Linked DNA regions of Homo sapiens: region 2 is linked to region 1. A link is a contact called in ENCODE Hi-C data. All regions are on one chromosome and are shown on one strand. The core of a region is the stretch at or near the end of the contact, and the rest is flanking DNA. Distances in the headings are between cores, read along the strand shown. Region 1 holds the start of ZNF22 (zinc finger protein 22). Region 2 holds the start of ZNF488 (zinc finger protein 488).

Region 1 (4,876 bases), core at 1,318-3,817:
CCATGTGTCTTATCATCCTGGTTCCTAGACTAAAGGGGCAGCCCCTACTTGGGACATGCTATTCTCAAGGCAGAGGGAAAGAGCAGAGTCCTGGCAGAAACACAATGACTTGAAGTTTCTTCTGGGATGTGATGTACCCCTTGCATCCAGTCACATGCGGTCAGCCAATTCAAATCAGTGGTCAAGTCAACATCAGTGGGACAGGCATGTGGTTCACCAGGAGGCACCGGAGTCACACCACAAAGTGCAGGGACCAAAACCAGAGAAGGTGGAGCAAACCCTCAGGAATAATCATGCCTCAGGAATCTCACGTGAGATCCTCAAATGCTGCAAACAGTGCCTGGCACACAATAAGCACTCAATAAGTGTTAACTATTATTATACTAACAGCTAGGCTGAAGGCATAAAACCCTACCTGCTTTCTCTCCCTGTCTTTTTCCCATTCTCCTTTACCCTCCTCTCCTTCATATATTTTTCTGGCTCTCCCTCCTCTCCATCCTTACTGCCCAGGACTCTGTCCACACTTAGGGACACACACCCCTTTATTTCCTGACTTTCGTCTCTCTCTTTTTAAAAAATCCATCCTCGTTTACCCAATGCTTTAGTTGACATACCTCTGGCCCTTCTATGGCTGGCCCAGTTGTTTTCAGGTATAGGAAAAAGGGATAATCCATCTTTATGTAGACATTAAAGGAGTTAGTTTTAATTAGTAACTACCTTACTAACAAAATGGCTTTTTAAAAATTATCTTTTTATTTTAGTGTACATAGAGCAGACAGTCCCAACGGGTCATGTTTGCTCCTGACGCTTTTCCTAAACCATTTCTAGATCTCTGGCCATTGCCCTTTACCCCAAACTCTCCAACCACCAGCATCAACCAACTTATAACAATTTAATAATAAAAGTAACAACGACTCTCATTTCTTCTGTGTTATACATTGTGCTAAGTGCCTTACATTACCTCATTTAATCACTGCAATAGTCCAGATACTCTCTAGATTGCGAGTGGAGCTTCTTTGTCCAGACCTCATTCAGCTTTGTGCTTTGCCATATGCAGAGACAGCTCCCTACAGAGCAGAAAGCCCCAACTTAAGAGAATGAACCTATGACTTAGTTTAGCCTCCACCAACAAACCACTGTATTACTTCAGGCAGGTCAGCCTCTCTTGCTTCAGTTTACTGATTTGCAAGACAGATATGATAATCTGTGCTTCATGAGACTATGGTGAAGATGAATAACCAGAAGATAAGATGTAAAAGTACTTTGTAAACAATAAGGCATCTTATAAATTCATTCATTCAACAGCTATTTACTGAGTGTCTGTTCCCTGCTGAGCACTGTTTTCAGCACTGCAGACACAATAAAGAACTAAAGAGACAGATCATGAGAGGCATCGGGTGCCACTGCGAGGTCCTTGGCTTTGCTCTAATAAGTTGGGAAGCCTTTGAAGGTTTTGAACAAATGAATGACATGATCTAACTTAGGTTTAAGAGGATTACTCTGGGGCCGTGAATAGACTGTAGGGCAACCCGTCTGGAAGCCAATATAATAATCCAGAAGGTGGATGAAGGTGGCTTGGTGGTTATAGCAGTGGAAGTGTTGAAAGTGGCTTGATAATGAATATATTTTAACGATGAAGCCGACAGAATTTGTGGATAAATCACAGGTGAATTTTGGATGAAAAAAAGAAGAGACAACAGTGACATCAAGGTTTTTGGCTTGAGCAACTGGAAAGATGATGGGATCTTCACCCATCCCTGGGAAGAAGACTGTTGCAAGAACAGGTTAGGTAGATATCAGGAATTCATTTGGGGGGTATGTTAGGTTTGGGATGTCCATTACACATGCAAATGCAGCTCTTGAGTAATCAGTTCGATATACAAGTCTAAAGTTCAATAACATTTATGTCCCACAGTCAGACTGGAGTTACCAATGCGGGAGTCTTCAGCATGCAGCAATAGCATTGGAAGCCAAAAGGCGGAGGAGCTCCCCAGGGAGTGGGGGAACACGGAGGTCAGCTGGTCAGATGACTGAGCACGGCCAGGATGGCTGAGGAGGAGCCTGGAAGGAATAAGAACAAAGAGAGATCATTACTAATGAGCAACAAAAGGGGTGTGTTGAAATCAGACTTTGGAGCCACAAAGAACCATTCCAATTCTGGGTCGTCCGCTTACACACGGTGAACGGAGCACATTTCTTCTCTGAGCCTTGGTTCCTTTCCTGTAAATGGAGTATAACCACTCCCATCTTGCAGGAGCTTTTTGGTGATAATTAAGGTGACTTCGTGAAAAGTACCAGGGTCTCAAAAATCTCAAAATTTGTGGAAAGTATGCAGTTTCTAGGTTGGAGAGGCTAGAGTTTGGTTTCAAAAGCCTCGACCACACACAGGGGCGGTTACAGCTCTTGAGGTCCCGGGGGTCACAGGACGCCTTCCGAGTTGGGGGGAGGAGAAAACAAAACCACAGGAAGAAACGAACAACGCTTTCGGGTGGGCCCGGGACCATAGAGGGTCGCTCCGCCACTTTCCTAGAGCGACCGCGGCGGCGCCAGAGCGCGGCGAGGCCCTCACTTCCGGCGGCGCGGGAGGCGCCCAGCGAGCCAGAGTGGTGGCTGGTCCCGCGCGGTGAGTGGGATTGGGGCACTTGGGGCGCTCGGGGCCTGCGTCGGATACTCGGGTCCGCTCGGGAGCGCGCTGGCCGCAACGAGGGCGGCGCGGGCCCGGGCGATGGCGTGGCTTGCGTCTCCCGCCTCCGGGCAGGGCCTGGCCGCCGGGCGGGGGCGGGAGGGCCACGCGGGCCCAGGGTGGGGCCGCGGCCTGCGCGGCGGGCGGGCCGGGTCAATGAGGAGCGGCCGGCGGAGTGCTGGGAACGGGAGGCTTGGACTGGGGGCCCGGGCGAGGCGCGGCCCGCGGCGGGTGGAACTGGGCGGGTGAGCAGCAGCCCCGGCCCCTTCCGTCGCTCGGAGCGTTCGAGGACTAGATACGTGGAACAAATGCTTAGGCAGCACAGGGCTGCTCTGAGCGGTTTTCAGATTCAGACTCATTGCAACTTCTAACATCTTGATGGTGTTGCCACTTTATCATTACCCTCCCCATTTTACGAGGAAACTGAGGCACATTCCAGTTAGCTGGGTGTGCAAGAACAGCAGCTTCTGTCACTCAGGTTTAACTTCGTGCTTGCCCCTGCTGGGGAGCTATGCAAAGCACGGGTCGCCGCGCTGGACTGAGCAATGGAAGATGTGGCTGCCACTAAGAGTACAGGCTCTGGAGTCAAACTGCTAGGGTCTGGGAACCCGGCCAGTGCCTTCTAGCATTGTGCCCTCGTTTCCTTAACTTAAAACGGAAATAACTGCATAAAGGTGCCAGGAGAATTAAAGAGCTAGCACAGAATCAAGTTACACAGTGTCTGGCACATACTAGTATGATTGCCTCATCCGTAGGTGGATTTGACAGTCTGAGTTTCTGACTAGATCTGACTTCCATTGTATTAAATGCGTGTGCTTTTATGTATAATGACCATTATAGTTATTAAAAAAAAAAAAAAGCAACACCAACACCATGTACCTAACACAATGTCTCCTGTGTGGTAGATGTTCTGTAAATATTTGCTTAAGTTAAGGAGTGGGTAGTCCTAACTGTAATCTTGTGTTATATGCGGCTTACTCTTACGCTGACCATAATTACAGCTGATGTAATTATTAAATATCCAGATAAAGTCCTGGACCTAAAGTCTCAATTATACAATAAGATGAAAGGAAGGCAAGAAAAATTATGTTTTTGTTTTCATTTATTTGCTTTATATGTTTGTATGCAAAGAAACCCAGAATAATTGTTTCTATTTTAAATTCCACATTCTGACACAAGATAATGAAAAATAGTTCCAATAATTTTATTGCTTTTGAAGTTCTAGATTTTCCGACATTGCCACCTATGTGGGGTTTGTAGGGGTTTTTGTTGGTTTGTTTTGGCCGTTATTTTAAATAGCCACAAGTCAGCCTTATAAATAAATAAAATCATTTGAAATTTTGAATTTTGCAGCATTTGGGTATTCTAAAAATTCCATCCTAGTTTTACATGTAAACTCATTTTCTCCCCCCTCTCCTTTTCTTGTGTCCTACCTACCATGCGTTTTCTACTCAGTTTCATTCCACTTTCTGGTAAAAGTTCTTTTGCAGTTTTTCTGTCTCCGAAAACAGTACTTTCGTTTTGGGTTTTCAACAAATTGCTTTCTTGGATCATTAGGATCTATAAAAACCAATAATAAAGCGTGTCTTCATAGACTAAGTAAACCTACCACTCCCTGTAGAGAAGTTTCAATTTTCAAAACACTTTATGCTACAGAATTAGAGCTAAACTGTCATCTAGAGCTATGGAAATCGAATGCTAAATACAGATAAACAGGAATATATCATAAAGTAGTGTAATTTGTCATTTCTTATTCATTTGGATACCTTAGGCAGTTACTAGTTAGTAGAAGTTTAACATGGAACTAAATATTAAAGCATAGTAATGTTCTGTTACACAAATTTTGATTGTCTTTTGGAGTTACTCCATTCCCATTAAGATTTACCTTATCTCCACTTTTTAGTTCTTCAAAATTATGTACTCATTTGGTAATGCTTGGAAGATTTATATTTCACCTGATCACTTTTAATTTGTCTTGTCCCAATAGACAGAAACTCCAGTGGTAAACTCAGTCAAAATTTGGTGATATTTGTTAAGCTTAAACTCTGGAATTGTTAGAATTACTTTGCAAGTATTTCCCCCAAATTTCCCCCCATATTATCTTTGTTTGCATTTATACTTTTTAAATTTAAACATGAATGCAATTTTGGTGGGTTGAAGAGATATTAAAATTGAATAGTTAACAGATATCTG
Region 2 (4,876 bases), core at 1,007-3,506, 2.4 Mb after region 1:
CTACTTGTGTTCCAAATCAACCCTGCCACTACCTGCCTGAGCTCAGACAAACACTCTGGGCCTCCATCTCTTCATAAGTAAAACAAGAATGGTGATCTTCACTTCAGGCACTCACGGACAGGACTCAACAGGGCTCTGTGCATGCCAGATAGCAAGAGCACAAGGAACAGCAGCTCTTTTCCTGATACAACTAGAGAATAAAGGTGGAGCCTGAGACAGTGGTCCCAATTCCACTGGCAGCCTTCAGGCAAAAAGTCCATGATTTTACCTCAGCTATTCCTTCCGACCTTCCCAGGTTCCAACAATAGCATCATCTAAGGATAAAAAGACAATGATGTTCTTATAGAGGCACAGACCACTAATGAGGAAAAATAAGTTTAAAAATATTTAAGTTTGTCTTTTTTTTTAAATAATTGGTGTGATTATATGTTTCAAACAAAAGTTGCCACCTCTTGGATGTCTGAAAAGAAATCTGCCAAGCAAAGCAGACACGATGATTCTAAATCATTTGCAAAGTCTTTTATCCCTCCCCCCAGAATCCGCATATGTTGGGGATCAGGGATTAGATATAAAGGCAATTTAACTTTTTAAACCAGAAAAAAGCCTCACAAATCACAGTTCCATGCACATACCTATGAATTTGTCCAAAATATCTAGCATATGCAAATTCTTTCACTGAACACACTGCAATGCACCTTCATCATACTTAATTTCTGTTTAATTCTGTGTGATTTATCTACGGCCAAATTTCCATTTCTGTATCAATCAAAAGTAAATTAGTTGAATTTTCATTAAAGGTCATAATAAACTACAATATCATGTTAACTTATTTCCAAGAAGTGAAAGCTTCAACCTTTATTGGTAATTAAGATCTTTACAAACAAACAAGGGCTCTTTTATAACTTAGTGCATATATATTATGTATTTGTGTGTGTTTGAACATATAAATATGTATGTGTCATAAAATATCATTAAAAACTAAATCACATATCTCTGATAAGATTACATTGTAACCAAGAAACAAAAAATTGCCTCGATATAGTTCTATTTTATCCCTCAAAAAGAATGAGACTTGATTTTCTAGAGTTCGTCCCTTATGCATCTACGACAATCTTTGATACTAACAGGAAATATTTTCCCCTTGGCCCTCCTATCTAATGTACATAAAATCATTACTTTCAAATGCCATAATTACTGCCATAAAATGTCTAATGTCTCCCTCAGGAGTAATTAATTTCATTTCTGTACATCAGTGGCATTGGCAACTACATATTTTAGAAATTTACTGTTAATTTCTTATTTCCAGGCTCCCTCAAATGTTTCAAAGCCCTGGCCTCCCACTGTCTTCCTACAACCCTGCTCTGAATCCTGTCCCCTCCCTCCCCTGCACCTGGCATTGCATAGCCTGCCCAGAAGGCAGGTGTGGGTGGGAACGCCCCCTAAATGCTTCTGCAAGGCTTAGCTTCCTGCTGTGCTGTCTGTGTCTATTAGTAAAGGCAAAATGTCAAGGAAAGGATTCAATCAACCCCTTGTCTCTAAAACCAGGTATGTTCTTTTAGCTCATTCTAAAAACTCATTATAATGTGATCATTTGGTATTGTTTTGTTTCCCAGGAAAGGCAGTGAACAGGATACATGTCCAGATCTTTGGATATAATCTGTTGGAGAAAGGATCTGGGGCTGATGCATGGTTCTTACCCTACTGCCCAGCGCAAGCCCGGGCTGAGAATAACAGCAACACAGGATAAACCCCGGGAGAGACAGTGGGAGGGAGGAAAACAACTGCAGCCTGAAAGTCACCCTAGGAGAAAAATTCATAGGCAGAATTCTTGAGTGCTGAAAAAACAGGGGGGAGAGGGAGAAGGTAGGGGAGAAGAATAAACAAAGAGAGGAAAAGAGAGAGGGAGAGAGACTGACACAGAAGAAAATGAAAACAGGAAGACAATAAAGAAGAGATAGAGGAGAAAAAGTGAGAGAAGAGAAAGGGAACAGAAACGGGGATGGGACTCGGAGACGACGTGGGAGAGAGAGGAAGCTGGCGACATTGGGAAGGAAAGGACCCCACAGTCAAAGGCAGGACTCAACAACCCTGTCCTGGGGAAAGGCTGATGTGGAAGTGAGATGGACCCCGCCGCCCGCGCCCGCTCGCGGCTCTGTCCCTGCAGACAGGAGGGTGCGCCTCACCTGGGCTCTCTGGAGATGTGGAGCAAGAGGTGCTGGTGCAGCACAGCCTCCTCCCGGCCAAGAGCACTGCGCGTGGCTCTGAACTTGGCGCCGGAGCCCTGAGGGCGGCCAGATCCCGCCCCCAAGCCGCTCCCGCCTTCGGGGCGTGGTCTCGGCGTCGCCCACCCCCAGGGAAGCTCCAGCCTTCGGGGCGGGGCTTGCGGGTGGGCGGCCCCGGCAGGGGAGGGTGCCGCTGGCCAAAGAACTCACAACCCCGGGAGAAAACCCCCTTCTGACCCTCTGGGCTGCCCGGCCCTTCCCCGGCTCAGCTCCGCGGAGATGCCCCCAGCTGGCTTGGTCAGGGCCGGGCGCCATCGCCTGCGGGAGGGCGAGGGCGTTCTTTGGAGGCGGTGCCTGCTCTCGCCTACGCCCTCTGGTCCTGGGCGCCCGACCTCTCGCTCCTGGGCCCGCGGGGCCTCGGCGATGCGGGCGAGGGCTGCGCGCGGTGCCTGCGGCTCCAGTCTGCGCCGAGGACCCCCACGGCCTCCTGGCCCTCCTTCCCCCAGCAGCCTGGCGGCCGCTCGATCGGCACCTCCCCCCGCCGGAATCGCCCAGCTCCCCCCGGGAGCGCCCGCCGCCTCTGCTCCCCAGACCTCAGCTGTGACCACGCAACGCTCTGCCAGGAAGGCGGACTCCGCGACTCGGGCCATGGTGGAAAATGACAGTTAAAGTGCGTTAAAATTAAGAACTTATACTTTGATTAAAAAACAACAAACGGAGTGAAAAAGCAAGCCACACACTGAAAGAAGATACTTGCAGCAATTGATAAAGGATTAGTATCCAGGATATATACTTTTAATGAATTAGTGTGAAAGAGAGGAACACCCAAAGCAACGAATGGACACAGACATGAATAGGCACTTCAAAGAGGAACCACTAACGACCAAAATCATGTGAAAGGACGAAGTCTCTAGAGTAATTAGAAAATGCAAATTAAGACCACAAGGAGATGTTTAATCATTAGGCATAAATGTTAAAATATAATAATACCAACTGTCATGGAAGGCATGAAGCAAGGGAACCCTAATATGCTGGGGCGAAGTACACCCAATTTCATTTATTATAAAAGACCACTAATTTAAGATATTCTATTATACTAAATACAGCTCCAAAAGAGGGGGAAAAAACTGACAACCAACCAACTCAAATGCTTTTCATCACTTGTAATTTTTAAGTTATATAAAGAAAGATCTATTTTAGACTGTATTAATCCATTCTCACACTGCTATAAAGAATTGCCTGAGACTGGGTAATTTATAAAGGAAAGAGGTTTAATTGACTCACAGTTCAGCATGGATGCAGAGGCCTCGGGAAACTTACAATCATGGTGGAAGTGGAAGCAAAACAGGTCCTTCTTCACAGGGTGGCTGGAAGGAGAAGAATGAGAGAAGTGCAGAGTGAAGGGGGTAAAAGCCCCTCACAAACCCATTAGATTGCCTGAGAACTCACTCACTATCATGAGAACAGCACAGGGCAACCACCGCCATGATTCAATCACCTCCCAGTAAGTCCCTCCCCCTACATATGGGCATTACAATAAGGACTATAATTCAAGATGAGATTTGGGTGGGGAAACAGAGGCAGGCCATATTATTCCACCCCTGGTCCTTCTCAAATCTCATGTCCTCATATTTCAAAACACAATCATGCCTTTCGAACAGTCTGCCAACGTCTTAACTAATTCCATCATTAACCCAAAAGTCCAAGTTCAAAGTCTCATCTGAGACAAGGCAAGTCCTTTCCACCCATGAACCTGTAAAATCAAAAGAAAGTTATTTCCTAGATATAATGCAAGTACAGGCATTGTGTAAATACACCCATTCCAAATGGGAGAAATTGACCAAAACAAAGGGACTACAGGCCCCATGCAAGTTTGAAACCCAATAGGGCAGTCATTAAACCTTAAAGTTCCAAAATGACCTCCTTTGACTCCATGTCTCACACCCAGGTCATGCTGGTGCAAGATGTGGACTCCCACGGCCTTGGGCAGCTCTGGCCCTGTGACTTTACAGGGTACAGACCCCCTCCCAGCTGCTTTCTTGGGCTGCCTTTGAGTGCCTGTGGCTTTTCCAGGCACAAGGTGCAAGTTGTCGGTGGATCTACCATTCTTGGATTTGAAGGGCAGTTGTCCTCTTCTCACAGCTCCACTAGGCAGTGCCCAAGTGGGGACTCTGTGTGGGAGCTCCAGCCCCACATTTCCCTTCTGCACTGCCCTAACAGAGGTTCTCCATCAGGGGCCTGCCCTTGCAGCAACTTCTGCCTGGTCATCTAGGTGTTTCCACACATCCTCGGAAATCTAGGCAGAGATTTCCCAACCTCAATTCTTTTTTTTTTTTTCTTTCCTGACATGGAGTCCCACTCTGTTGCCCAGGCTGGAGTGCAGTGGCATGATCTCGGCTCACTGTGACCTCCACCTCCTGGGTTTAAGTGATTCTCCACTTCAGCCTCCCAGGTAGCTGGGATTACAGGCACCTGCCACCATGCCAGGCTAATTTTTGTATTTTTAGTACAGACAGAGTTTCACCATGTTGGCCAGGCTGGTCTTGAATTCCTGGCCTCAGGAGATCCGCTGGCCTTGGCCTCCCAAAGTGCTGGGATTACTGGCGTGAGCCACCACACCTGGCCCCAAACCTCAATTCTTGACTTCTGTGCAC

Evidence for each region. Hi-C counts contacts between places; a loop is a spot of excess contacts on that map. Pooled maps may share reads with other maps.
Region 2: a map of CD8-positive, alpha-beta T cell shows a loop between it and region 1 (20-fold over the local background). The contact joins the promoter of ZNF488 here to the promoter of ZNF22 in region 1. A Hi-C loop is called at or near these places in 1 of 168 maps with a recorded cell type or tissue (CD8-positive, alpha-beta T cell) and 9 of 50 pooled maps.

The regions. Positions count from the first base shown.
Region 1 is chr10:44,998,356-45,003,231 of GRCh38, forward strand. It overlaps ZNF22 (zinc finger protein 22), which reads left to right and starts at 2,568. Exons shown (of 2, transcript NM_006963.5): 1 at 2,568-2,623. It overlaps LOC124902530, which reads left to right. Exons shown (of 3, transcript XM_047426129.1): 3 at 2,425-4,028. The coding sequence ends at 3,054. It overlaps ZNF22-AS1 (ZNF22 antisense RNA 1), which reads right to left and starts at 2,448. Exons shown (of 4, transcript NR_126421.2): 1 at 2,175-2,448; 2 at 1,931-2,061; 3 at 962-1,067. RefSeq lists a silencer at 2,608-2,957 and an enhancer at 2,684-3,184.
Region 2 is chr10:47,382,037-47,386,912 of GRCh38, forward strand. ZNF488 (zinc finger protein 488) reads right to left here and starts at 2,257. Exons shown (of 2, transcript NM_153034.4): 1 at 2,184-2,257. RefSeq lists an enhancer at 2,164-2,663 and a silencer at 2,226-2,705.